7 separate regions of the Homo sapiens genome follow, and regions 2, 3, 4, 5, 6 and 7 are each linked to region 1. Evidence: chromatin loops called from intact Hi-C (ENCODE). Cell type or tissue: A673. All regions are shown on one strand.

Region 1 (4,000 bases):
CATAGGTGAAAGTGTCAGTGGCTTCAGTATTACTAATATAATTAAACTTACTTATACTATGCACGGGCACCCTTCTGGATAACAAGTTTGGCAGCATTTGCAAAGATATCATGACAGCAAAACAATCAGTACAAGTAAGAATATAACTATGTTTGTAAATTTAATCCACATTTTCTTGTCTATTGTTGACTTCCTCAGGCTTTGGCTGTGCATAGACTAGTCAGCTTCCAGTTGTGTGACTAGAACAAGGCTCCATGTTTCCTCAAGCTTCAGCCATGCATGGACCGACCAGCCTCCAGTGTGGTCGGAGCAGGGCAGTTGTCCTTGTCAGCAGCAGCTTGGTTTCACTGCAGGATCAGCCGTGTCGGGTGGTCTGGGTTTTGTTGACTGGTCCACTGGTCCTGGGAGGTGGCTACTGCTGGTTTCAGCCAGCTATGATGAACCCAAGGTGTGATACCTGAAACTTTAACAGCAGTGGGGGTAGACAAGATCACAATATGGGGACCATCTCATAAAGGCCTTAAAGTGGATGGGTTCCATCATTTGATCTAGACAGAGTCTCCAGGTTGGAAGTGATGTACTGCATCTGTGAGGCTAACAGGTATCCTTTCTCTTACCCACCCTTGTATTTCCTGCACGGCCTCACCTAAGGCTTGCATTTGCCTTCTTAAGGTTAATCCCCCAATTTCTTTTAAATCTCCTTTTATCTGAGTTATGATAGGGGGTGGTCGGCTGAACAATCTCATAGAGTGAATACCCAGTTAATTTAGTAGGGGTGCACCTGATTCGGAGAAGGACCATGGGCAGCACCTGATCCCACCTTAGATGAGTTTCTTGGCAAAACTTCTTTAACAGCTGTTTGAGTGTCTGGTTCATTCTTTCAACTTTTGAGAACTCTGTGGGCGATAGATAAGCTGTTGGCAGTTTCCATTTGATTTTTAACATCTGCGTTAGCTGTTGTACTATTTTTGCCACAAATGCTGGGCCATTGTCTGGTCCTAAAGTTAGAGGCAGTCAAAATCTAGGAATAATGTCCTTTAATAAGATTCTGGTTACTTCCCGAACTTTCTCTGTCCTGGTGCGAAATGCCTCGGCCCACCCTGAGAAAGTGCAGACAAACATTAGAATGTACCGGTAACCTCTGGCTCGAGGCAGCTAGGTAAAGTCCACAAGCAGGTTTTCACAGGGTGTAGCTCCAGTTTCTTGAATCCCTGGGGGCCATGTTGGCCCCTGCTGTGGATTGTTTTGGGCACAAGTTAAACATTGCTCACAAAGAGCTCGAGTGATGGCAGTTAGGCACGGCACATAGAAATGCCATCCTACACGAGTCTCTAATGCGGTTTTTCCCATATGCGTTTCTTGATGAAATTGCTTTATGAACTGGGGAGCTATTGTTTCTGGGATGGCAAGTCTCCCATCTGAGAACTTCCACAAACTTCCTTTCTGGTAACTTCTGCTCTCCTGCTCAAACCAAGCCTTTTCATTAGAGGAGTAGTTAGGGGGTTCTGTAAGGGGAAGCTCCAGTAAGGGCGTGGTAAGGGTTTCCTCTTCCTTCTTAGTTACGTCTGTCATTGCAGCTCTTTTGGCTTCTCTGTCCACCTTTCTTTTTCCTCTAGCCTCATCACCTCCTCCTGTTCGATGCCGTTTGCAATGGATGACTGCTACTTCTTTTGGAGCCCATACAGCTTCTAAGAGCTGCTCTATTTCCTTTTTATTTTTGACTTCCTTTCCTTCAGTTGTTAATAATCCTCTTTCCTTAGATATGGCTTCATGGGCATGCAGAGTGGCAAAAGCATACCTTGAGTCAGTATAGATGTATACCGACTTTCCTTTGGCCAAGAGCAATGTTTTATTGAGAGCTATTAGCTCAGCTCTTTGGGCCAAAGTTCCAACCGGCAGAGGGCAGGCTTTGGCTACTGAATTCAGTGTTACCACTGCATATCCAGCCAGTCTTCCTTCAGATACGAAGCTGCTTCCATCAGTAAAGTATTCAACATCTGGGTCCTTTAAGGGCTGGTTCTTTAAGTCTTTTCAGCTTCATCCACTGTTTCCACAAAACAGTGATACCCTGGGCCACACAACGGGACTTTCCATGCTCCACCCATTCTATTGGCAGCAGTGTGGCTGGATTTAGAGCATTCACAGTCTCCAAGGTTATATACAGGTTTTCACACAAAAACCCTTGATATCTTAACATCCTAGTGTTAGAAAGCCAGCCATGACCCTTCTGCTCCATCAGGGTGACGACTGCATGGGGCATCCAAATTATTAAACTTTGTTTAAATGTGAGCTTGTTAGCATCTTCCACTAACAGGACAGTGGCTGCCAATGCCTTGAAACAGGGTGGCCATCCCATAGCCACCAAGTCCAGTCGCTTGGACAAATATGCCATGGGCCGATACCATGACCCTAGTGTTTGTACTAAGACTCCTGTAACTATTCCTTTTCTTTCATGGACATATAGGTAAAAAGGCTTTATCATGTCTGGCAGTCCTAATGCTGGGATCTGGATCAAAACCTTCTTGATTTCTTTGAAGGCCATGTCCTGTTCTTTCCTCCACAGGAGGGGTTCCTTTTCCCCCACTTTGGTAGCCTCATACAATGTTTTTGCCAAGAGCGAGTAATTTGGAATCCAAATGCAACAGAAACCAGCTGCCCCTATAAACTCCCACACTTGTTGTCTAGTGTCAGGTCAAGGAATGCCGCACACAGTCCCTTTTTGCTCAAGTCCAAGCTCATACTGCCCTTGAGAGATGTTAAAGCCAAGATACCTTGCTCTTTGGCCACAGATTTGTGCCTTTTCCTTAGATACCTTATAGCCAGCCTTCCACAGAACACGAAGGAGGCTTTCTGTGCCTTGAAAGCACTCTTCTTTTGTGGGTGCAGCCAACAATAAATCATCCATGTACTGAAAGAGGACACAGCGGTCACTTGGTGGCACGAAAGCCTTCAGGTCTGAGGCTAGTGCTTCCTCAAAAAAATGGTTGGGGAGCATTTAAATCCTTGGGAGGCCTGGTCCAAGTATACTGTGATGAGCTCCACTCAAAGGCAAAGATGCCCTGGCTTTCAAGAGCTAGTCAAATGCAGAATAATGCATCCTTTATGTATAAGCACATAAACCCAGCAGCATCAGCAGGAATTTGCCCAAGCATTGTATATGGGTTGGGCACAATGGCATATAATGTAGCTGCAACCTTATTTACTGCCTGCAAATCCTGTAGTGGCCGGTAATCCCCAGAGGGCTTTAACACCAGTAGCAATGGAGTGTTCCAAGAAGAGGCACATCTTTCTATTATCCAAATTTAAGGAGCCAGTCTATATGCTTTATAATCCCATGGGTGGCTTCTACTGGCATGTGATACTGACAGATTCACACTGGGTAATTGCCCCGCAGCAGTTCCACCACTACGGACGCCTGATTTATGGCTAGCCCCAGGGGATTGTCTTCTGCCCAGACCCCTGGCAGCTTGAGAAATAATTCCTCATATATTGCCTCATTTCCCCACTGTCAAAATGCATCTTTACAAATTTTGCGTCTCTCATAGAGTCTCCATTCCTCTCTTGTTGGGACAGTAAGGGTCATTATCATGGCTTTTCTTTGACCTAGGTTTAGAGTCATGTCCCCTTCTGGTGTAAAGATTTGTCCTTACAATTTCTGGAGCAAGTCTTTTCCTAACGAGGGCACTGGACAATTTTGCAAATATAAAAATTCATGTTGGACTTCTTGTCCTCCAATGACACACCTTCTGGATTGACAGAAAGGCCTTTTCTCTGATAGTCTGGTTGCCCCAACTATAGTAGCATAGTTTTTAAAAAGCAGCCCAATGGGCCATGTCACCACCGAGTGTTCAGCACCTGTATCTACCATAAAGTCCATCTGTTGGCCTCCCACTTTCATGGAGACCAGGGGTTCCTGGAGGCCTAGAGAGATGGATCCCAGTCTGTCTCAGTCCTTATATTCCTCAACTCCTGCTAAGCCAACCAGATCAGCGTCTGGCTT
Region 2 (4,000 bases), 730 kb after region 1:
CCGTTCTACCGATGGAAAACAGAAACTGTTCTGCCGGTCATGAGAAGAGAAACCTCACAGCTCCTACAAAGCCTTCCTATTTGGCAAACCCAGATGGCCCAGGTTCTGCTTAACTCTCTGCCCTAAGTCAACTCTGTGACTTTAGATTCATGACCTCACCTCTGGGATTAAAAAGTATAAAGTGAAAAGCAGAGGATACTTGATTCCCGATACCCAGCTACCTTTACATTTCCATAATTCTGTTTGACTAAAGTGTCTCCACTTCTACTCCTTAGGCCCCTCCCCCAAAGCATATTCAACTATTCTCTCTTTTAGAAATGCAAATCTGACGCTTTAAGTAACACAACATAGGAGGAGACTTATACTCAAATCTGGTTTGCTTCTTACTTTGGCAAAGTCAATATGAGAAACAATCCATGGCAGCAAATTAGGCCACTACTTAATGGCCTGGAATTCCAATTAAAGGAAGGAGCCATAACAGGCTTTATGAGGCTTCCTGACAGTGGGGAGGAGTGTCTGACCTAATCTTGGATCCCAGAAAGGCCACCTTAAGAGGAAAAGCAATTGCCCATCAGATTTGCCATGGGTGAAAGGAAGCCATAAACTACAGGGAGACTGGGCTCGTTAAAATGGTAATGCTCCTGTCTCCACCATGAAAGCACTCCCTGGACACCTCCGGAAATGAAATTTGGAACAATCAGAGAACCAAGCATTTCCTCCCCTCACCCAATTTAATTATTCTCATTTTATGTATCTATGTGCAATGAGGCCCCTCTAAACCCGGACTCATCACTCCTGAGCATTTGCCACACTTCACAGACACCTGCAGAAAAACAGAAAACCTAGCATCTCAACTATAGGTTATTAGATAGGAATGTCAGGGTGGCATCAACAGATTTAATTCTTACTGACACAGTCTCAAAATTCATTTGAAACTCCCTGAAACACTAGCCACCTCAAGAAAACCATACAGGGTGTGTGTAGGGGAGATAGTGGAGGGTCAGGGGAAGGTATGGAATCAGGCATAAAAAGAAAGCACAGGATTAGGCAATAAATGTAAATCAGAGAACCTGTAATATCTACATTTATCATATTCCCCCCAATAACCCCATCATCTAATCAATATCCAAGGCCAGGATTGTGACAGTTATCCCTGGCTTCTTCAAATCTATCATTCATTCACTCATTCAACAAGGATTTACAGATCGCCGGTGATGTGCCAGGCACTGTGCTGAGTACCGGGGATACAGCAGTGTATGCTCCCATCTGTTCTATCACATGTCCCATCAACATCTGTCTTAGACTGGGTACTATAGAATCAGTTTCTGAGATAAGTAATGGTATGCAGCTGTTTTACTGGGAGACCTCTCAGGAGCTACACCTGTAAGGGAGTGAGGACAATGCTGACCCATAATGCAATTGCAACTGAGGCCTCAGCTGATCCTATGGGGGGCTCTGGAGCTCTCATGGCCCTTCAATGTTGCCTGAGATTGAGGCCTTTGTTTCTCCACATCAGCAAGTCACTGGTCATGGGCAGGTTCACAGGAAGGGGCATAACCTTGGGCAAGGAAGATCTCTGTCACTAAAGCCAAGTCCCAGAGAAGGACACAGCTGTGAACCATGAACACCAGATATTCCCAGCAGCTGCATCAGCCTAAAGAGGGGGTCTGAGGGGAACACCACAATTATCTACTGCTATACCCCCTGCCAACCTCAGCATAGTCCCTGTTGGTCTTTAGGACATCTTGCTGCAGACCACTCACTCTTCTGCCTTCACTGTGGTGCCCTCTCATGGTGACCTTCTAGTCTTGTACTTGAAGTATCAGAAACACTTCAGTTATCTTTGGGAAAATATTTGAGATCTCAGCTGTGGAGGTCTTCGGGTGTATTCGAGAGGACTTTAAAATCTCTAAAAGAATGTTTTCCTCTGTTCGTTTCAATGGTATTAACATTTTTTAATACAATTATATTCTGAATCATCTGGATTTCCACTCTAAAACCAAGTACTAAACTGACATTTTACTGCCCACATTTGCATCTGTTAATAACCACATGGCACCAGGTAGTACTATTTTAATTTCTCCAGGTTAACGAAAGAAAGTCCGGAAATAAACGCTGAATAGATAATGGGCTTGGGCCAAATGAAGGTTGAAGTACTTCATGTCACTGCCCAAATTAAGGTTTCACAGTATTTGAATAGACAACAATGGCGAAGAGTTGAGTCATCTCTGACATGCAGTACAAGTCAAACTCAAAACAATCTGTCCAATAGCAGGATCATTGTCATATTGAGCGTGACAATTTGATTTCTCCAAAACAACGTGATCTGACACATTGAATTAATTTTTTTATTTTATTTTGTTTAGTTTTACAGTTTTATTTGTATTAAATTTGTAAATTGTCTTTGGTTTCATAGTTGCATAGCTGCTATAAATGTAACGACATTAAACCAGGTTTTATAGCTGTAAATATTTAGGTAAAATCACAATGCAATCATTTAAGTTAACACTGGGAGATTTTGAGGATTTTTGGCCAAAAGATAAAGTTGGAGGGTGTCATAAATTGCTTAAGTGGAAAAAGCAGATCTAAATAAACTCCTTTGCACAGCTTCTGTGGCCCCTCATGATCTGGTCCTCACCCACCTGCCCCAATCTCTTTCTCCTCACAAGGCTTCCAGCAGACTAGAAGAGTGAGAAAATTGTTATGTGATATCTAAACTGGCTGTAATGACTTTTACCTTCCAGTGGAAAAGCAGCCTGCATTATTTGTAAAATAAGAAATTAGGCATTTGCTCTACTCTATCCCACTTATAAAAGCTAAGGCTGGAGGGAAAATGGAACGACTGAAATTTCAATGCCTTTCCTGTGTCTTTCTGTTCTTCTGCAAAGTGAAGCCCAAAGCATCCAGCCCATTTGGCTGACCTCAGTAGGCTGTGTTTCTATAACAGGTCTCTTAGCCAAGGGGAGGGTTGATGATGCAGTAACAAAGGGAATTAGACCAAATAACAACCTAGATGTTGGGTTTTTAAACTGCCAGAGGAAGGATAGCAGACAAGGCCTGTGAAAGGTGTTGAGTTGGAACAAAGACCCTTTAGAACCAACACCCTCTAAATGCTGCAGGCACAGTGGGAAGGGAAAAAAGCCCACTAGGGCATAGAACAAGAAAACTTGTTTCTGCTCAGACTCAGGGTGAAAAGAGTGTCCTGTTAGGTATCAAAGCTGCAGAGATTGTGCTTTGCATAGTTTGAGAGGCTAGATTTTTACTACCCACATTTGTGAGAATATCCAGAGAAATCATTTGAAGAACTGTCCCTGAGCCAGTGGTCCCCTAGGTATCTTCAAAAACAAAAGCAAAGCCAGTCTAGGGGATATTTCCATGGCTCAAACCCCTTGAGATTCTCACAGCATCAACCAGCCCTGATGGAGCTATGCTTAGATAAAAGAATGAAAACACATGTGAAAAAACTCACCATAAGCACAAGTGTCATAAATATGATGACCCAACATCCTCGTTTGCACAGGAGAGTCTGGTTTATACCTGCTATAGATCAATTAAAATCTATCAATTATTTTTCATGTCCCTTTGCACTATAAAAATGTCTCTGCTTGGATGAAAAATGATATATATAGTTACCTTAATTATAAGGAATAACTAAGAATATTCTATATGTCAAAAGAAAACAATTCATAAGGAACATTTAATCTCAAACCAGTATTACATAACAACATAGCCTCAAAATACATAACGCAAAAACAATTACAAGGAGGACTGGATAAATCCAATCAGGTAGAAGACTTTTACATATGTCTCTTGGTAATGTATAGATTTAGCAGACTGAAAATTAGTGAAGATAAATAAGGTTTAAACAATACTTGATATACACATACAGAACCCTACGTCCAATCATTACAGGCTATATATCCATTTGAAACACACATGAAACATATATAAAAATTGACCACAAATATAAGTAGATACAAATGTATAGTTATACAAGCAT
Region 3 (4,000 bases), 770 kb after region 1:
TTCCTAGGCAAATTTACCAATGATAATTCAGAACTTCACATTTTCTGGGCAACAAGACTCATTTACACAGAGCATTTGAAAATTCTGTTGTTCTGTCTCCCTAGCCTGTGAAGAGCATGCAGAACGCAATCTGCACTTGCTTATTTTGTATCTAAGCAACTGTCAGATTCCATATCTACTAATAAGAAAGGGTATAATTATACCCTGATACTTTAATTAGTAGCAGATGCCTGTGTTTGTGAATAAAATGTAAGATTTTTAGAGGTCCGGAAGCTCAATTATATGCAAACTTCAAGTGCCTGATGTTTAGGCCCCTAATTCTTCCTGTTGGTCAGCACAGACACAGAAGCCCAAACAGTAGCCTTTACCAGATTTCACAATAGTGAGGAGGGCTGGGGGTCTATTTACCTGAGATATTCATATCATTGCATACCACTGTGTAATAGATGCAGCCATTCACTAGCAATTTTCCAGAAAAGATGGTAACATCTTTATTTTTAATTCACCATTTCTTTCTACCTACAAAACCTACTCAAGTAATACACCCTAAAAGAAAAGAAATAGAACTTGGAGAATGAGGGCAGCCCACTGTAAATTGTGGTTGGGTTGCAGTTTGGACAGCATCTTCCTGGGTGTATTTTTGAGTTTATCTATCGCAGAAGGTGTATTTCCTCAAGCAAAAAAAAAAAAGAAAGAAAGAAAGAAAAGAAAAAAAAGCCTTTAAGTGTACTAGCTTGGTTTTTTCCCCCTCTTAGAAGTTAAAGCAAGTTCCCATAAATTAAAAAATAAATAAATTTGCTTCCTCAGGTCTAAAAGCACTATGTCTTGTATCAAGGCCTTTGGGGAAGGACAAAAGTGATCAAACATGTCCTTGGAATCACTAATATTGCTGCTTACTCATTTCCACCCGGTAAATGCAAAGCCCTCAAGGTTTAAAATATCATCAGAATTAAAAAAAAAAAATGAAGAAAGGAAGGAAAGAGGGAAGGCAGGGAGAGAGGGAAGGAGGGAGGGAGGGAGAGAAGAAAGAAGGAATGAATCCTTCCATAGTCTATGCCTGTGTTCATCACTCACCAGCAGGCCAGCCAGGTGACCTGGGCTTACAAGTTGAATCATAAGCTAGATGGATAAGCTGATCACTAATCCATATACTAATAGGTACTGTGTCTCATACTCTTCGTTATAACCTAGATCTCCAGCACAGGGATTGGCCCAGAGTGGGCACTTGCCTATGTTTTGCTGAAATAAACCAAATGGAATTCTCTGGGCCTCAGTTTTCCCATCTGAACAAGGCAAGAGAGAGACAGAATAATTTCTAGCATCCATCCTATAATTCTGAACCCTATTACCTATAGGCTTGTAGACTTCTGCACTGGTCAGCTGTCCAGCCAAGCCTAAATTCAGCTTAGAGAAAGAGAATAACTTGCAAAAGTCCAGATCCTGAACTTAAACACTGAAATCTCTAAGAATAATGTGTCTCTACCCACCTGTCATGACTCCAAGATATTTCAGGCAGCACTCTCACCAACAAGTCAAGAAAACATGGCTTTTTCTTCAACGACTGTCCAACAAAATTCTTCAACTTTTGGCTCCACTGACCAAATGAGAGGGTCCTACCGGAACCAACCACCATAGAATAAAAGAGGCCAGCTCTATAAGGTGACCCTACAATTTGGGGAATTTCACAAAACTTCCCTTTGCCTTGTTTTCTTAGAAGCCAAGTCCCTCAAGTCCAAAGATGGACTCCAGCCTCTCCAATATGAGTGCAACAGGGCTCCACCCTACAAGTTAGTCCCAGGGAATCTGTGGAGGGTGAAGAAAAGAGAAATTTAGGAGCCAGGATAATTCTGCTTTTTTTTTTCCACCCCAGATTCAGCCAAACAGCTGGACACAAGAGGACTGTGATCCAAGCACTTCACCTCCAAGTCTTTAAGAGGCATGAGGGTGTTACCCACGAGCACCGGGGCAGCATGTGGGCATATCATGCCAGCACAGGGCGTGGTGGGAAAGGATGTGCTCATTCCCTCAGGCCAGCTTTCACTAACCAATGTTGCAGAATGCCTGCCACTGCCTCCCTGACCTCAGGGAGTAGATTAGGAACTTTTGACCCATGCTTAATTCCCTCAGCTTCACCATACCAGCTGCTGACATCCCTCCCCTGTGGGGAGACTGGTGTGTTTAACATAGCTAGAGGCAAAAAAGAAGCAATCACTCTTGCCCAAATCTCTCACTCCACAAAAAAACCTTCCCAGACTTGCTGGTGAAGTCTCAGTTTCTTTAATATTATCCCAACAATCTCCCTTCACAACCCAACTGTGCTCAAGCGCACTTCCTCCCCCGGCACCTTGCCTTTATCATTTTGTCTTGCCCCTTGACAGTGACAGAGCTATGCCTGCTTCCCGCTCGTGCCTGGCCATCCATTGCCATCTAGCGTTTGCACACTGGCAGATCTGCCTAACTCAGAGAGCTGCTGAGAGTATTTCTTTGGGCTATTTTGTTCATTGCCCTGGAAACAGATACTAAAACTGGGTTTGGCTTTCCCCATCCCTTGCAGGGAAATCGTTGTTTCTGACAACAGGGACACACCAGCATGGGACTTCTAGGTATTGCATCTGCCCCAGCCCCCATTCTGAAAGAAGCCCTTGAACTAGCTTTTGTATAGCAAAAACACCTCTAGAGCTTCTCAAATGGTACACTGGACCAAGGAGGACCTTGTTAAAATGCAGATTCTGATCTAGCAGGCCTGGGGTGGGTGGATCCAGGAGTCTGCAGTTCTAATAAGCTTCCAGGCAGTGTCCATGCTGCTGGACAAGAGGCTGTGCTTGAAACACAAAGAGCTAAAGGAGAAACAGAGACTCGTCAACACTTAATTAGCAGCTAAGTACTCAAAAAGAGCCTCAGTTCTGTCTTTAAATAGCACAGTGGCCCCTACACAGTGCACAGGACAACCCTGTTGCAGACAGCTTGGAGTGTGCAGGAAGCCTGCAGCCGTAGTGGGCAGCAGAGGGGAGTGTTTTAAGTACTTGCACCTGGAGCTTAAAATCCGACTCCACCACTTACAATGTAGTCTCATCCTCAGTTTTCTTCTTAATAAAATGGGGACAATAATGACCAACTGACCGAGATAATACACATGGAACAATTTAGCCCTGTGGCTGGCACTGAGTGGCTCACTATTACTATGATTCACTGTTAGGAAACCACCAAGTCCCCCGTTGCACTGCCCTTGACTGTCACTTTGTTCTACGAGAGATGATGAGTATGAGAATAGACAGGGGCTTCTCGAGGCCACAACAGCAGACCCTTATATTAAAAAAAGCTGGGAGATGGAGAGGAGAGATGTGAGGAGCAGACGAGGTAATAACTGCTGCTGCCTTTTGATTTCTGCTGAAGCCTCTGGGACCTGCCTCCTCAGTCGTAAATTGTTCTCCAAGGGAATGCAACAACTGATAACCCATGGGGGGGTGGGGTGCGGCGGCTGTCCTCCAGCCTTGCTCGCACACCTCCTCCCCCGCCCCTCTACTTGATGGCCACAGCTTTTATTTTTGCAAGACCTTCCTTGCTTCTACCCACTGGGCAGGAGAAGTGGGTAGTCAAGTCCCAGCTCTGGGGGCTTTGGGCCCTGAGGTGACACCATGAAGAGTGGGTGTCGCCCAGGACAGTGGTGGGTGATAGGCAATCCTGCTCAGTTCTCAGGCTGAGGCCCCAAGGAGCTGACAGTGTGAGGAGTCAGGGAGGACAGAGCTTGTTTTCTTTATTCAAGTCATCTTGCCCAAACTAACCTGTATTAAAACTCCCACATAAAGGAATAAAGATTATAAACTTTTTTAACAAAGTTCATTCCTAGTTCCAGCTTCCTCAATCTGATAGCTAGAAAGAGTTGTCTGCCTGCTAAATCCCTTTGTTATTTGAACCCATAATCAGCCTGAGAAGCAGCCATGATCTAAAGCTTTAGAAGCACTGAGAGGAGAATACATTAGCATTGTTCTGATTAATTCTT
Region 4 (4,000 bases), 410 kb after region 1:
GCAGACCTTCACTCTTTATAATTTCACCACTTAGACAGGGGTTTTGGCCTCTTTAGCCTTTCTTTTCACCCCTCTGATGAGCCCTTGTTGTCTTTCCATTGCTCATTAGCACTCCTACCACAGCCTGTGCTGAGAAAATTAAAGAAGATGAAATTTAAATCAGTCAATTTTTTCCTTGTTAGCAGCTCTGGTCCTAAGAGAAAACAAAGAAAAAAATATTAAAAATTCAATGGAATCAGAGAGGAGGTTGAAATTGTTGCTGAAGATGAGGCTTGAAAATTATCTGTAGATTTCAGTTTTCTGTTTCTCTTCCCTTAATTAATCAACAGCTGATTATGTTACCAGGTAGCACAGTGTGAGGGTCACTGCTTTCTGAACATTTGTCTATGCTCCTTCTGGGCAGTCTGAGTCTTCATCCCCCATGAAACCTCTCCAAGATGAATGTTGACAGCCACCAATCATGGGAAGATGTCTCCACATGTCACTTCTGCCTCAGCTTCAAAGCAAAGTATCATATGATGCCATCAATGACAGAGTGCTAGAAATCATACTCAGTCATTTTGCATAGAAGTAAACCAGAAACCCAGAGAGGAAAATTGATTTTCTCACAGTCATACAGCAATGTCTAAGACCAGGTCTCCTGCTTCCCAAGTTAAATGTTGAAAATATAATTTCAACTGTTTATTCAAAATGTTTAATTTCAAATTTTGAAAATAAAATTTCAAAACCTGTGGAAAAGATGAGAAAATAAATTTACTGTGTATTAAATGGCAAACAAAGAATACACTAAAATATCAGAGAAGGTCTGGAAAAGGGCCAGGCATCTCTGCAAATAGCATTGTTCAGATATCCGGGAAGGAAGGAAGGAAGGAAGAAAGGAAGGAAGGAAGGAAGGAAGGAAAGGAGGGAGGGAGGGAGGGAGGGAGGAAGGAAAGGAGGGAGGGAGGGAGGGAGGAAAAAGAAGGGCAAGAACATTCTGTTTCCCAAAACAGCTACCCCCTGTAAAGTCCCGGCCCCTGTGTTGGCTCCCCTGTGGCCTTCAGCAGCAGTACCATGAGAATGTCCTCCTCCTGTGGACTTTGTGCTGAATCTAGAGCATGAGAGCAGGGCCAGGTTATGCTGTGTGGGTTTGACTGTCCCCAGTGTTATTATCCACATGGAAATTGGCATCAAGTGCATCTTGAGCCAGAAATGACACTCCAGAAGCAGCATCTACAGGATACATATGGACGGAGGACCCCACACTTCACTCTAAAGTGGGGAGTTTAAATTATTTAAATTTAAATTTAATCATTTAAATAAAATCCACCCTAAAGACAGCCCTGATTAGGAATCATATCTGAGGGTGCCAATGGGTTCAATTTAACTGACCAAATCTAAGAGTCAAATCCACTAATATTTAGAACCTTTTGCCCAGGACCAGATAATATCACTCAACTCTATCCCACTCATCTTCACATCCAAAAGTGCTAGGCATAAATATTGGAATACTGAGGAAATGACACTCCCAGGCCTCCTTTTACTCCTAGGTTCCATTTTTTTTTTCCAAGAGAAATGTCACTTATCCAGTTTTTAGAAAAGAGTAGGGAAGGAGGATGACTCTTAGTATGGGGCTAAACTAAACAAATTCTGCCTCCTTCAGGGTCCCTTTAGTATCTCCCTGAATCACCAAAATTCTCATTCGCCATCTAGATTCCCAAAGACCCTGGATTCATTTTAGATGGATGGTGCAGATCAAGAGACTTTATGAAGGGACCACTTACAGAGGTGTGGGAAAGGCTAAAGAAATCAACAAGAAGTGTTGTAACATTCAGAGACTAGCAAAGCAGAACACCACTACAAACCCCTAGGGCTGTCAAGGCGAGAGATGAAAATTGTGTTACTGGAGCTCAGTGAGAGCTGGGTTGGGGAAGGGCCACACAATAGGAGGTATGGCCATGGAGTGCACAGCTACATCCAGATGCTTGAGAGCGGAGGCAAGAAGAAGGCAGAAAAAAATAATCTGGCCTTTCCCTCCTCCTGTTCTCCAGGACAGGGTTTACCCATTGTCCCCACCTAACTGGAAGCCAAAGGGCATGGGAGCCCACTAAGACAGTTTATGTAGATCAGCATCCCAGGGCAGAGAGCAATACAGAGAAGAGGGGACAATGTGGGAGGGTAAAAAGAACCATCTGAGATCCCTACCTCTTTGTGCCTCCCAGGCTCATTGCTTCCCTTTCCAAAGTCTTCCAGATCCAAAATTACCTGTTTCTACTTCTCCAATTTAAAACTCACTTTCCCCTTAAAGTGGAGGACCCCAGCTATCTTGAAGAAGAAAGTAACTAATTCAGGCTAAGATACGAGAATGCTTTGTTGCATATTTCAAATACAATTCTGTTTACCATGTTTTCAAAAACTGTAAATGGAAACCATGGTGCTTTACTGCCATTACTTCAACCTCCAATTCTCGTTATAGACACCAATAATCAATTACAGTTTCCTCTCATACTGAGTCTGAATACAGTATCAGAATCCTTCCCAACACAGTACTCCAAGCAGTCACTACTAATTGACTGCAGTGTGTATTTGAGTTTTTAAGTTTAGACCTACTGGACTTCCTTGCTATAAATAATTGATAGAATTTTAGGTCCGCTGCAGTAAATAATTTAAGATTTTGAATGAGACTTATTTTTTGGATGTACAACTGCTTGAAAAGAGAAGCCCAGTTTCCTAGGACTCCTTGGACAATGACGAATGGGTCATCAGATGAAATTCATGGAGGACATCTTGTTAAGTGTCCTCCTCCCACCATCAGCATTTAATCTTAGAAATGCTTCCTTCACTCACAGCCGCTTATGTCCTCTTTTCCCTCCCTAAACTGGTCTCCTCCTCTCCTCAGGGATTGGACTACAGAAAACTGTGAGGCTTTGATCCAAAATCTCTACATTCCTTTGCCGTTGTCCAAGAAAGCCATCTTCACAACCAGCCTTGCTCTGAGAGATCTAAGTGCCGCTATCTTAGCATCCCCCACTCCTAACAGGACATGAGCAAATAACAAGATGGATAAAACCTCAGGACCAGAGACTGCTTAGCCTCTCCCCAAACTCAGATCTTCCTCCTAGGCCCATGGGTAGAGTTTATCCCCAGCATCTCCTGTCCTGGCATATGACTGAGTGATACCCAACAGAATAGGAGTCGAAGATGTATCCCACACAAAATCATCCAAAGCATAACTCTTTTTCTCACTTTCACAGTCATCTTGGCAGAAGTGTTGAAGACAGCAGAGCCAAGAGAGGAAAGGAAACTGGGCCCCTGAATTGTTACTTAAAGGAGAGTAACCCACCAATGAGGATCATCCATTTGGACTTCACACTTATGAAAAATAATCTTCTGTCTTATTAAGCCTGAGACTAGATGAATCTATCTGTTATCACCACTAATGTATCTTAACTAAAACACACGACCTTCTCAGATACATACATGTCAACCAATTGAATTCTGGCCCTGTATACTCTAATTTCATTATATGCTGACTGGGAAGCACAGTCCACTTATCAGAAATTAAATATTTGAGTAGTTTTAGAGGGGCTTTGCTTTCTGCCATAATTCTTAGGTATCAGACAGCCAACCCAACTGAAAATACACAGATTTTTAAGAGAAGAAAACCCTTTATCCTTGGGATTTTTGTTGCTGTGGCCATTTTGTAAAACGTCCTAATGTTGGTTTCCTCTTCCTTCAGGAAGAGCCTCATTGGTGGGTACCAGTGGCAGGAACGGCAGTAGGCGGAGAAGCAGAATCCATCCTCATCAATTTCAATTTGCATGACCTGGAGGCTCCATCCTCAACTCCCAGAGGGGTGTGTAACCAAGGCCTATGCACTAGACACACTAAGTGCTTCAGTAGGGAAGCTATAAGCTAAGCTGGTTCAATCAGATTGAATCTCAAGACTTGTTGGAAATGCTAAGAGAAACCGTTCCATTTTTCCAACTGGACTGGACCTTAGGATGATGTGGTCCATGGG
Region 5 (4,000 bases), 800 kb after region 1:
CACCAACCCTTCATTATCATTCCATCAACAACACCAACACTACCTGTCCATCACTCCACCACCATCACAAACAGCCACCCCAACCGACCTACCACTCCACCAACACCAACCACCCCACCGTACCAACTATGCACCACCCCCAGTCCACATCATTCCACCAACACCACCTGACCATCACTCCATCACCCACTCCACCACCTCACGTCACCCCACCAATGATGACTACCCACGACCACCAGTACACATCATTCCACCAACACCACCATTACCCCAGAAACAACCACAGCACCAACAACTACCTCACTACAACCACCCAGGCATCATCACACCACCCGACCTTCACCCAACCATCACTCCACCACCGTGGTACCACCACAGTCCCACTGCCACTGATCAACTACCTCCACCATCACCCCCACCACCGTACCACCCAGGTTCATCCATTCCCATCCCATCCTCACCCCACTACCCTAGCATGTTGAGGAAACAGGTTCCAGAAGCATGAGACCACTGGTCTAGACTGTCTAGAAGATTCACACAACTCTTGAAATTTGTCATCAGAGAATGTTTAGCAAGTTGTCTAGGACAATAACAGTAATAATAATAGCTCATAATTTTGAGTAATTGCTAATGTGCCGGGGACCATTCTTAGTGCTTTTCATGCATTAACTCATAATAACTTTATGCAGAAAGTACCATTATGGTCCCTACTCTAAAGATGGGAAACTAAAGACAGAGACACTAAGGAACTTGTTTAAAGTCTTGCAGCCATAAGTCATATCTGGGACTTAGCCCAGGCCATCCAGCTCCAGGGCCCATGCTCTGCACCAACTTGTCACACTGTCATCTCACAAAATAAATCCTGGCACTTTAATGAAGAGCAGTTATTAAGTTCACCAGGTTATTGGCAGCACCAGTGCCATAAAGTGAGGCAGGATGCACCAGCAGCCCATGCTCTTGGCTACTATTTGTCTGTCCCATGCACACCATATGCTTAAGGAACAAAGCTGTGATCCTCAGTAACAATGGCCAGGCACGGTGCTAACTGTGTATACTATCTGTTTCCTTACTTCTCACCACAATCTCCTGAGGTAAAAGAATTCCCGTTTTATGTATGAGGAAACTGCGGCTCAGAGAAGATCAACAACTTGCTGGTCACACGGTAGACACACCTGAAAGGACCGTATTCAGAGGGGTTGTATTTACCCAACACGTGCCAAGCATCCTGTGAGCTCTAGGGATCCACAGCACTTACGGCTGGTTCTCTCCTGGCCCCAGCATTTAGGATGGAGCCTGTAAAGCCCTGCTTTCAACAGTGAGTTGTTCAATGTTGCTCATAACTAACATTGGGGGACAAAAAAAACAGGCAACAATCCCTAAAGGCCAGAGAGGCAGACAGTGTAACAAATGTTAATTTTGGAGTCACAAGTAGGTTTGAACTCAGAACTGTGTTCTGTGGCCGCGACTGCGCCCACGTGGACATCTGCTGCATTTACTCCAGCCTGACCTACTTCAGGGCAAGTGAGGGACTGCAGAGCTACTCCTCCGTAGGATGCTGACTTGTGAAAGTGGCTGCCGCCCTTTGCAATTAGACACTCTAAGACCTCAATTCTGTGCACTTAAATATATACGGTGACCTAAGTGCTGATGTGGCCAAACGACAAGGGAACGTGTGAAATTGTTCCCATTAAAATCAGCCCTAGGGGCAACCACTGCATAACCAAGTGGAAGGCCTGGCCAGGTCCTCGGGTTTTTATTATAGGATCACAGCCTCTCTCCACCTCTAAAGCTCTCATTTCCCTCCCTCCCACGCCAACCCTGCCTCTGCCCCCTTCCCACACATACACACAAACAACACATTCTTCTAACAGCCACTGTATTCGTGGAAAACCTTCAGCTGTGTTTCTAACCTGAAGAAGGAACTGTTCCTATGAGAATAAAAAAGGAGGTATCGTCTCTGCTCTACAAGGTTTCAGGGGGCAGGGGGAAGACAGCAAACAAGCTGGGGCACTAAACTTGGCATTCTCATCTAGTGCCTGGGAGACTCACTTTTTCATATCACGTCTTCCTGGGTTCATGAGACAGGGATGCTTCAGCTCTTGGCGGGGTATCCGCTACAGAGCCTCATCACAGCACCCCAATTACACTGCTAACAGTAAAGAAGAAAATTCGAACCAATTTTAGAACGAGTTAAGAGGAAATAAGAAAAATCCCAGCTATGATCTTTCTAAACATAAGTTGTGAAATAGTTCCCTCTTGTGGCTAAACTGGGAATTGCCACTTTATCCTTCCAGTTCTCCAATGTCTAGAAGTTTATCAATTTTTTAGTGTCAGAAGAAGCCTATGGACTTCTTCCGAAATTCATAATTACAAAGAAAACTAATTGCATTTCAATTAATTTATCCAATTATGAAACAAGTGGGGGCTATGCAGATAGATGTTCTTTTTTAACACAGTAAATAACAAGACCTAGTGGCAGGTCTAATTACCATAAATTCATGATATGCTCCTTTATGATGGGCATAAATGACATTTTGAGAAATCAGTGGCAGCTGTAACAATATGTGAAAAGCTGAGATTTCTAGAAATAAAGTCTCAGTTTCTGGTAATACTACAAAGGTTGGTTTGTTGCTATTTATAACTGAAGGAAATTCTAAATTTCAAAAGTTAAGCTCTAATCTCCCATTCTAGTTCATTGAGCTGTTGAAGCCTCGGCCTCCCAAAGTGCTGGGATTACAGGTGTGAGCCACCATGCCTGGCCCTCTAGTTCACTGATCCTTTGAATTCTGTTCCTGGGCCCCTTGGGCTTGGTGAAACCCAGCTGTTCTAATCTAGCTTAATTTATTCATTGAGCAGTCTCTCTACACGAGGCGAAGTTACCACTTTCGTAGTATTTCCGGGGAAAAATCCTCCAAGGTGTGTGAGAACTAGGAAATCTGAATTAAATGGTCAACCCAAAACATTGTATCCAGCTGAAGCAAATCCAAAAAAGTCAGGAGCACCAGCTTCTGTCCTGTCTTGGCTGAACATCCCCCTGTTGAAGTGAATTTCAGCAAAATAAAGTGTAGAGAGGACTGGGGGCAGAGGAGGGCCAATAAACCCAGCAAAGTCTCCACAAGCGTGGGGTGGTGGGGGCAGGTTTGCCTGTACTAGGAATAATTAAAACAGCCAAGTGTCTGAGCACCTACCAGGGCCAGTCTGTTCAGCTTTCTACCACTCTCAAGAAGGGATTATTACTCTCATTTCAACAGTGAGGCAATGGAGGCTTAGATGCAAAAGTCTTGCCCAGAGTCATACGGCTGCTTGGTGGTGAGGCCACCACTGCCTCCCAGAAGACCCCATGGGTCCCCACGGCTTGGGGAGAAAAGCCAGTCCACAGGGAGGCTCCCTGTTGTATCCGTGCCTCTGGGAGAGGCAGCGAGTAGGCAAGACTGAAGGTCAGTTGAAGGCCCCACAGCCACAGATAGTGACTCCCACAGCACAGCACCCATGGCCCACAAAGGACGCCCTGGATGGAGCACCCAGACCCCTCTCTATAAGCCTCTAATCTGCCAAGGAATTCCGCATCAAGTCCAAATGTACTCCTTCTCCCTGCTGAGCTATCTAACCCTCATCTGACCACTGCTCTCCTGTGCTTACAATTTCTTGAGGCTTTTTACATTTAATTGAGGTCTCCTGCCTGCTGCCCCTTCTCACCTCTGAACCCCTCAACACATGCCTCTTTGTCTGAAATGCTCCACTGCCCAGCCGGCACAAGCACCACCTTCCCCACTCCACATGAAAGCACACACAGAGAGGGCAGCAGTCTCCCCTAGGAAGGAGCACCAGTGGTGTACTACCAACTACTCTTAGGCCCACCCTGGATTCCTGCCCCCAAGCACTCCTCAGCCATTAACATCAACTGCAAGATTTCTTGATGGCTGAACACCCTGTGAAATGTCCCATGTCTCCCCACATGTCCCAGTGGCCTTGTCAGGACCAATCCCCAAGGACGGTATGC
Region 6 (4,000 bases), 420 kb after region 1:
GCATCTGTGTGTCTGTGTGTGTGTGCCAAAGAATGGTTCTTTGACTACTCATAGAACGAGAAATATGGCAGTCCTCTCTCTCTCTGAGAAAATGATTTCTCTACCCCAGGACTAAGATGACCCTGGTTCCTTCCTTTTACACCCTGGGATGCCTATTGGTACCTGCAAGGATGTAGCAGAATAGCACTGGGCTTGGAATCAAAAGATCTGGATTTCAGGCTGTGTTTGCCGGTGGACAAATCACTCAGCCTTCTCATCCCTGCTTTGGGAAAATTTTACTTGTCTTGATCTCACAAGGAAGTCGTGAGGACACCATGAAGGTATAACTGTGTGCTTTGTAAACTCCAAAGCAGGATGCAAGTGTGTTATTTTTATTGCTGGATAAATTGTGTTTTACTGTCTCAAACACTTTTACCCTGAAGGGTTCTCATCCCCTGTGACAATTTGAGGAAACCTTCCCTGGGTGTCCCTAGGCATCATTAGCCATAGGATAACACGTATGGAAAATGTGCCAGGCACTATGCTGAGTGCTATGTTCATTTACCTCATTTACTTAAAACAGCCCCGAGATAGGTCTTGTGATCTCATCTTTCAGAGAGGAAACAGACTCAAGAAGGCTGGGTAACTGTTCCCAGGGTCACGTAGGCAGTAGGCAGATGAGAGAATAGTGATTCTTATTTCTGTGATTCCACAGCTGGTGCTGTCCCCATGAGGCATCATGGTCTGTGCTCATTGTCACCACTTTGTAAGGTACTTTCCTGAGGGCTTGTCTGCCTTCCCATGGCTCTTGCCTGGTTATTCTTAACCTTTGAAGGCTGAATCAACATATGTGCTCAATTAATTGTATTATCTCATTCAATGTGTGAGGAAGAGTGGATTTGTGGGCTGCCACAATGAGTCACTTTTCATTGCCATTTTCCACACTCTAGAATGCCCATAATGTGATGCAGAATTGTTTTCCCAATGCAGTCAAAATTCTCAAGTGTGTGTGTGTGTGTGTGTGTGTGTGTGTGTGTGTGTGTGTGCACGTGCGCATGCGCGCGCACGCGCTATCAGACTGATTGCTATGTTCATCAAGGTCATTGATTCTCTCATCTATCCAACAATTGACGTAAGATTCTAAAGAAGCACCCCTTTGTTCTAGAAATACAATTTTATAAGTCTGAAAAAGCCAGCATTTGCATGGTGTTAAACTTAAAAATCTCTGTAATCAATGCTAATTTGACATGATGAAATGCAGCACTTTCCATCTCAAAGCTCTTTGCAAAAATTAATTACCAATTAATCTAAAACTTTAGAGCATTATTTATTATCTGTACACTCAGAACTTGAAAATATTTACATTTCAAAGCATGACATGTAAAACTATTCTATTATGTTTTAAAGTGGAAAAAAAAGTTCAAATTCTCAGAAAAGGACAAATCACAAGTACATCAGTGAAATCAAACTACCAGATTATTCTGAGAACTGTTAATATCTCCCTGGAAAATGCTATACAAATATCCAGTTGGAATCTTGCTGAAGGCATTTCTCTGAAGTAATAATGCTAATCAGTCTAGAGCAGTGAACTCTGACATGAGACAGTGAGCTGCTCTGCCCTTCCTTTCAGAATCCAAGGGGTTTTATTCATAGCTACTCCCTGAAATAGTGCTTGGTGGAAAGGAGGCAAATTGGATTGTCTCAACAGATAAATGAATCATTACATCAGAATGAGGGGGCGGTAGGGCAGGAGGAAAAAGAGAAATGGAAGGATGGGAGGGAAGGAGCAAGGAAAGGGAAGAAAAGAAAGAAGTAAGAAAAGAAGGGAGAAAAGGAGGAAAGAAAAGGAGGAAGAAGGGAAGAAGGGGGGACAAAGGGAGAGAAGGAAGGCAGGAAGGAGGGAAGGCAGGAAGGCAGGTTGCATAGAGTTGGTTTGAGATTAAAGGTACAATGCTTAATACTCTTAAAAGCAGGGACCATTTCTGCAGAAGAAATATGAACTGCAAAGACTTACTAGGTCTTAACTTTCATTTTAAGATATTAAAAGTAAACTCTTTTCCAAGACAACAAAATAAGTCTGTGGACTTCTGCCTCATCCAAAACAAGCCTCTCTTTAGCCCCACCTGGTGGCCCTTCTCCCTTCAAACTGTAAGTTAGGCTATGAGCTATAAAAATTTGCAGAAAATCCATGTACAACAACCCTAGGCTTGAGGCACACAATTACCTGGGAAGATTTTTCTAGAAACTGATCAGAGAGCATATTTGTCCACAATTCAGCTATCTCTCTGTTGCTCCCTCCATTCCTCCCTCACCACCTCCCTGTGCTACAAATTGTGGTTACAATTTATTTCGAAGCTGACAACAGAGCTAAAAGCCCAGATGACACCCCTAACACCTCCTTATGGGAAGGTGGTGCAGTCTGAGCAGGCATGAATTCATAGCACAGTGGGAACAAGTCTGTCATACCCAGGCTGTGAAAAATCCTCTGAATTTCCACAACGGAGGGAAGCAAACTGGCTGAACAGAGGCATAAAATGGACTTTGAAAGAAGAAGGTGCATCCTAGCTCTGAGATGGAGTACTGGGACAGCTTTCAGGGAGGATGTGTCTTAGCAATAGTAGCTCATGTGTTATTAGGGGCTTTCTTAGGTAGACATATTGATTGATTAATATTTACCCACAGGATCTGTACTGCAGTTAGGAGAAAGAATGGAGAAATTCACAGAGTTTCAAAGGTGCCATTCCTTCCGGAAACATCAATACCTTAAACTGTGTAACCCTGGACCTCTAGAGGGTCCCAGGTCTCGGAGGACAAGGTGAGGGTATGACTGCTGGCTATAAAAAGCTTGCCAGCTTCACCATGAACTTCCACACTGTTGCCCAGCCTCTATGTCCCTGGCCAGCTGACCCTGCAGGCCTGCTTCTCTTTGTACTAAAGCTCTGTCAGCAACACTTCTGTGCAGAGGGAGCTGGCACAGCAGCGAGCTGACAAATATCATTTTAAATTAAATAGTATATTTTAAAATGTGTTTCACATGTTAAAGGCACAGATGGTGAGGTGTCCATGCCTTAGGAGACAGCTGTGCTGAGGAGAAAACAGGTGTGGATTGCGGTTCATCCTCACACCAGCTTCCTGGCATGGTTTCCTCTGAGCAGCCAAGCTACCTGATCCACCTCCAGGCCCTTGGGCTGGGGATCTTGCTGGCAAAGATCTAGCCCACCTGGACCATACCAGAGGAGTTTCTGGTCTTGAGCTGGGGTTACTTCCAACTAAAAATACGATGCAAAACCATTTTACAACACCAAGGATACAGCTTTGTTCTTACTTATCTTTTTTGTGATGCTTGATATTATTGTTTAGGATCATTTTTGTTGTTGTGAATTTTTTTATTGCTTTGGTTAGTTTTGCAAGAAGGATACAAGTGAAAAAAGAGCAGGAGCAATGTGATATATATTCAGCTGATCAAATGTCCAGATTTTTCAGAGATCCCCAGCCTTTGGGGATCACTGAAGCCAAGTTCCCCTCCTTACGTAATCCCCATATTAACCTAAAGTGGCGACTCTCAAAGTGAAGGTCCCTGGATCTATGGCATTAGATGTTGGAAATGCAAATTCTCAGGCCCCATCCCAGACCTACTGAATCAGAAGAAACTCAGGAGTGGGGCCCACCCATCTGTGTTCTAACAAATCCTCCAGGTGATTTTGATTCTCTTCAAGACTGAGAACCACTGGCCTATGCTATCTACTGCAGGTTTGTTCACAGGGAGACAGGGAGATAATGTCCTGGCCTGGCCTATTCCAACACCCTGAGTTTAAAGGGATCTATTTCCTATAGTGAAACTAACTTACTGATTCAGTTCCTTTGTCTCTTGGGAGCTCCTTGGCATATTTGCATCCCTGGAACTCTGGTTCATGGCTGGGTCTGTATTTCTGCATTTGTAGGGGGAGGGCCAGATCTGAAATTGTGATGAGGGTACCAAGGTAATGCCATCTTCTAACTCAGTCCTAAATGCCTTCTTCCC
Region 7 (4,000 bases), 580 kb after region 1:
TCAGGAATAAGCTCCTATTGCCCCTGTGATATTCTGTCACCAGCACACCCTATATTGGCTGCCTTTCCTTCCCTATCTCACATACCCACCCCCTCTCAAGTTTCCTTCATCTCCCAAATAAGCTACTTGCACTTGGTTCTTTGTCTTAGGGTCTGCTTCGGGTACAACCCGACCTAAGACTCAGGCTAATGCAGCGCCTTACAGGAATGAGGGAGCCCATGAACACCTAAGTAGAGGAGTGGCACAGTAAAATCTATATTTTAGAAGGACACTCTGGTGGTTCGTTTGGAGAACAGATATGAGGTTCAAGACAGAGGACAATGTAAAAGTCCAATACAGTCTAGGATAGAGATGGGGAGAGCTCAGTGGGATGATGATAGCAGAGGTAAAGAGCAAGGGTCAGGTTCAGAAACACAGAGAAAGAGAGGGGTTTAGGATCAACAAGTTGCAATCCCTTCCCCTAATGTGTCAACAGAGTCTCAGAATTTAGTGTAATGGAAACCAAGAAAAATGTGAGGTCCAGCACCAAGAGCCTCAGAACAAGTTGCCTAACCTAGAAAAAGGGTCCAGGAGGAGGTATCAAAGGCATCTTAAGGATGATAATGCCCAGGATGAGTTGTGAAGAATGAGTAAGCGTTAGGCTGGCAAGAAAGTAGGAAAGGGATTTTAGGAAGGAGAAAGTGTGACTGTTAAGGAAACAGGAATAGTCAAGGAGGTTGGGGTATAGAATGAAGCGGGAAGCCCCTAAAATGGGCATGCAGCAAATACCCCAGAAGCCCCCTTCTCTTACTTCTGGTGTTCTTCCTCTTCCTGAGTCCAAGCCTGCACTAGATTCTACATGGGACCAGGCCCTGTCTTGCAGGTTGAGTGCCAGGAACCCACAGGCAAGACCCCCAGAGAGGCCCAAGAAACTCCACCAGCCTTGTGTGAGTAGATGCATACCTGGGCCGTGGTGCTGAGTCCTCCCCACTTCTGAGTCCACTGTCTATCTGGTGGATCCCACTCCATCCCCCAGCCTACTGGGGCACAGGTGTACTTCACACAGCTTCTGATGGAGATGAGGAAGAAAATCCAAAAGGGAAACCCAAACAGTCCAAAATATTCAAGCAAACACATAAAACACTGTCCACCAAACCTTCCCTTACAGCTAAAATAGAGCAACACTAATTTATTGATTTGTCTCCCCAGTTTCTCTGCTCCACTTCTGTGGAAGTGGTAATGAACAAAAGAGGGCTAGGAAAGGGGAAAGCAGGGAAAACAGTAGGTGTCAGATAAGATAAGAGTGCAGAAATCACCCCCTAAAGGAAACTCCTCAGGGAGCACAATTAGTTTATCTTCCGCCTTCTTTTGATGTTCTACCAAATGGCTCTTCATGCTTTCACCAGCATTTGAAGAAGACTTGCTTCTGAGAAAGGAAGGAATCACCATCTGTGGACAGCTTAGCTGTTGTCCCTGAAAAGTGTCAACTCTGCAAAGCAGGTGTTATTATTCCTGTTTTACAGATGAGGAAACAGCCTCAGAAAGGTTCAAGAACGTGTCTGAGGCCACTCAACGTGTCAGGAGCAATCAGAATTCAAACTCAGATCTGACTGACTCAGTTATTCAATACTGTTTTTTACCTATAGGTAATTTACAAGAATAAATTTGATTTGCTGTGGGTTTGGGACATTCTTCACCATCTTTCTCACCCTCGGTTTAAAACATTGTTTAGTGGACATTTACAATTTTTAAAAAGTCTTTTGCTTTTAAAAATAAATTTTGTGAAGCACATCAAGAGGCATTCCTCACTTTATAAGAACAAAAAATCAGGTAGGGGTGTTTATTTAGATACATAGCTATATCTCCTAATGTCCTCCAAGAACAGGAATCCTCTAGAAATTTGTTCTAAATCCTTCGTTCTTCTCCTGATAGTATTCTAGGAGAAGTGTGATCTTTGAAGTCAGACGTGGTTAAGATCTTGGCTCCACTGCTTAATAACTATGTGAGACATTGAACAAATCACTTGCCCACTCTGAACCTCACCATCCTTGTGTGTAAATTTAGTGCCTCATACAGTTTGTTATGAGGATTAAATAAAATGACATCTTTATGGTGCCTGGAATATACATGAAAATCCTTAATCCCTTCCTGTTTTCTCCCTTCCACACAATTCTACCCTCCCTGGAAAATGTCACCACTTCCATGAGCCCACAACCTCAAAACAAGGATGACATATCTCTTTATTTGTTTTTCCATGAATTTGAGCTCGCTCTTCACTCAATCCTGCTTTACTCTGTGCCTAAATGTGTTTAAGGTGCATTCCCTTAAGTTCTATTTGAATTACATAATCTTGGGTAGCAGAAAATAAAAGCATATGTCAGCCTTATGTAAGGGGATTCCCCCTTGCAGAAATTGTTTGCATCGCCAAGGGACGCACAAAAGTATACGGTTCAGGAAATAAGCATGCTTGGCTTAAAATAGAAAATGAGTCATATAATTCTGCATCAAACAGTGAAGTTTAATTTGGGAATTGATTAAAACCTGCTTGACTAAGTCATATAAAGAAGTTGGGTCACTGAGATGCAACAATACTGAAATTAGGTCAATTAATAACCTTATAGTGGCATTGAAGTGTTCAAGTGAAAGGAACAATTGCACATCTCTCACTTTAAATCAAAAACTAGAAATAATTAAGCTTAGGAGGAAGGTACATCGAAAGCTAAGACAGGCCAAAAGCAAGGGCTTTTATACCAAACAGACAAGTTGTGAATGGACAGGAAAAGTTCTTGAAGAAAATTAAAGTTGTTACTCCGGTGAACACATGAATGACAAGAAAGTAAAACAGACTTATTGTTGATAGAGAGAAAGTTTTAGTAGTCTGGCTAGGTCAAATCAGCCACAACAATCCTTTAAGCCAAATCCTAATCTCCAGCACGGCCCTAACTCTCTTCAATTCTATGAAGGATGAGAGGGGAGAGGAAACTGCAGAAGAAATCTTTGAAGCTAGAAGAGGTTGGTTCATGAGGCTTAAGGAAAGAAGCCATCTTCATAACATAAAAGTCAAGGTGAAGCAGCAAGTGCTGATGTGAAAGCTGCAGCCAGTAATCCAGAAGATCTAGCTAAGACAATTCATACAGGTACTACACTGAACAACAGATTTTCAATGTAGATGGAACAGTTTTCTATTGGAAGAAGATGCCATCTAGTACTTTCATAGCTAGAGAGGAAATGTCAATGCCTGGCTTCAAAGTTTCAAAGGCTAGGCTGACCCTCTTGTTAGGGGTTGGTGAAGCTGGTGACTTTAAGTTGGAGCCAATGTTCATTTACCATTCTGAAAATCCTAGGGCCCTTAAGAGTTATGCTAAATCTACTCTTTCTGTGCTCTATGAATGGAAAAAAAAAAGCCTGGATGACAACACATCTGTTTACAGCAGGGTTTACTGAAGATTTTAAGCCCACTGTTGAGACTTACTGCTTAGGGGAAAAAAAAAAGATTCCTTTCAAAATATTACTGCTGATTGACAATGCACCTGCTCACCTAAGAGCTCTGATGAAGATATAAAAGATTAATATTGCTTTCATGCCTGCTAACACAACATTTGTTCTGCAGTCCATAAACCAAAGAGTAATTTCAAATTTCAAGTCTTATCATTTAAGAAATACATTTTGTGAGGCTATCACTGCCATAGTGATTCCTCTGATGGATCTGGGCAAAGTAAATCAAAAACCTTCTGGAAAGGATTGACCATTCTAGATGCCATTAAGAACATTCTTGATTAATAAGAAGAGGTCAAAATAACATTAACAGGAGTTTGGAATAAGTTCATTCCAGCTTTCATGGATGACTTTGAGGGGTTCAAGACTTCAGTGGAGGAAGTAACTGTAGTTGTGTTTGAATTAGCAAGAGAACTAGAATCTGAAGTAGACCCTAAGAATATGACCAAATTGCTGCAATCTCATGATAAAACTTGAATGGATGAGCTTTGCTTCTTATGTTTGAACAAAGAAAATAGTTTGAGAT

The links. Peaks named below come from ENCODE experiments on the same cell type or tissue, not always from the same donor. Only the 100,000 strongest peaks of a DNase experiment are listed, where the experiment ranks them.
Region 2: a loop joins it to region 1, with 5 times the contacts of the local background. A loop is called at or near these places in 3 of 110 quality-filtered maps.
Region 3: a loop joins it to region 1, with 5 times the contacts of the local background. A loop is called at or near these places in 8 of 110 quality-filtered maps.
Region 4: it touches region 1 in a loop (14-fold over the local background); 46 of 110 quality-filtered maps call a loop at or near these places.
Region 5: a loop joins it to region 1, with 11 times the contacts of the local background. A loop is called at or near these places in 87 of 110 quality-filtered maps.
Region 6: it touches region 1 in a loop (5-fold over the local background); 49 of 110 quality-filtered maps call a loop at or near these places.
Region 7: it touches region 1 in a loop (6-fold over the local background); 10 of 110 quality-filtered maps call a loop at or near these places.

What each region holds. Positions count from the first base shown.
Region 1 is chr3:34,681,951-34,685,950 of GRCh38, reverse strand. No RefSeq gene overlaps it. Among named protein-coding and RNA genes, the nearest start is that of LINC01811, 520 kb to the right of the region's middle. In A673, a CTCF peak has its summit at 1,884 (motif pointing right); DNase peaks (open chromatin) are centred at 1,940 and 3,250; H3K27ac peaks cover 1,729 bases.
Region 2 is chr3:33,952,940-33,956,939 of GRCh38, reverse strand. No RefSeq gene overlaps it. Among named protein-coding and RNA genes, the nearest start is that of PDCD6IP, 160 kb to the right of the region's middle. In A673, a CTCF peak has its summit at 1,797 (motif pointing left); DNase peaks (open chromatin) are centred at 509, 1,769 and 2,199; H3K4me3 peaks cover 317 bases; H3K27ac peaks cover 3,618 bases.
Region 3 is chr3:33,914,403-33,918,402 of GRCh38, reverse strand. No RefSeq gene overlaps it. Among named protein-coding and RNA genes, the nearest start is that of PDCD6IP, 120 kb to the right of the region's middle. In A673, a CTCF peak has its summit at 2,432 (motif pointing left); DNase peaks (open chromatin) are centred at 262 and 2,402; H3K27ac peaks cover 4,000 bases.
Region 4 is chr3:34,273,036-34,277,035 of GRCh38, reverse strand. The region is part of intron 2 of LINC01811 (long intergenic non-protein coding RNA 1811); the gene reads right to left. Among named protein-coding and RNA genes, the nearest start is that of LINC01811, 120 kb to the right of the region's middle. In A673, a CTCF peak has its summit at 1,670; DNase peaks (open chromatin) are centred at 505, 1,025 and 1,617; H3K27ac peaks cover 3,939 bases.
Region 5 is chr3:33,881,888-33,885,887 of GRCh38, reverse strand. No RefSeq gene overlaps it. Among named protein-coding and RNA genes, the nearest start is that of PDCD6IP, 85 kb to the right of the region's middle. In A673, CTCF peaks have their summits at 1,479 and 2,272 (motif pointing left); DNase peaks (open chromatin) are centred at 1,537 and 2,217; H3K4me3 peaks cover 323 bases; H3K27ac peaks cover 2,874 bases.
Region 6 is chr3:34,258,898-34,262,897 of GRCh38, reverse strand. All of the region lies in intron 2 of LINC01811 (long intergenic non-protein coding RNA 1811), which reads right to left. Among named protein-coding and RNA genes, the nearest start is that of LINC01811, 100 kb to the right of the region's middle. In A673, a CTCF peak has its summit at 2,106 (motif pointing left); DNase peaks (open chromatin) are centred at 787, 1,647 and 2,097; H3K27ac peaks cover 4,000 bases.
Region 7 is chr3:34,100,886-34,104,885 of GRCh38, reverse strand. No RefSeq gene overlaps it. Among named protein-coding and RNA genes, the nearest start is that of LINC01811, 56 kb to the left of the region's middle. In A673, no CTCF peak of the experiment used is centred here; a DNase peak (open chromatin) is centred at 2,405; H3K27ac peaks cover 2,388 bases.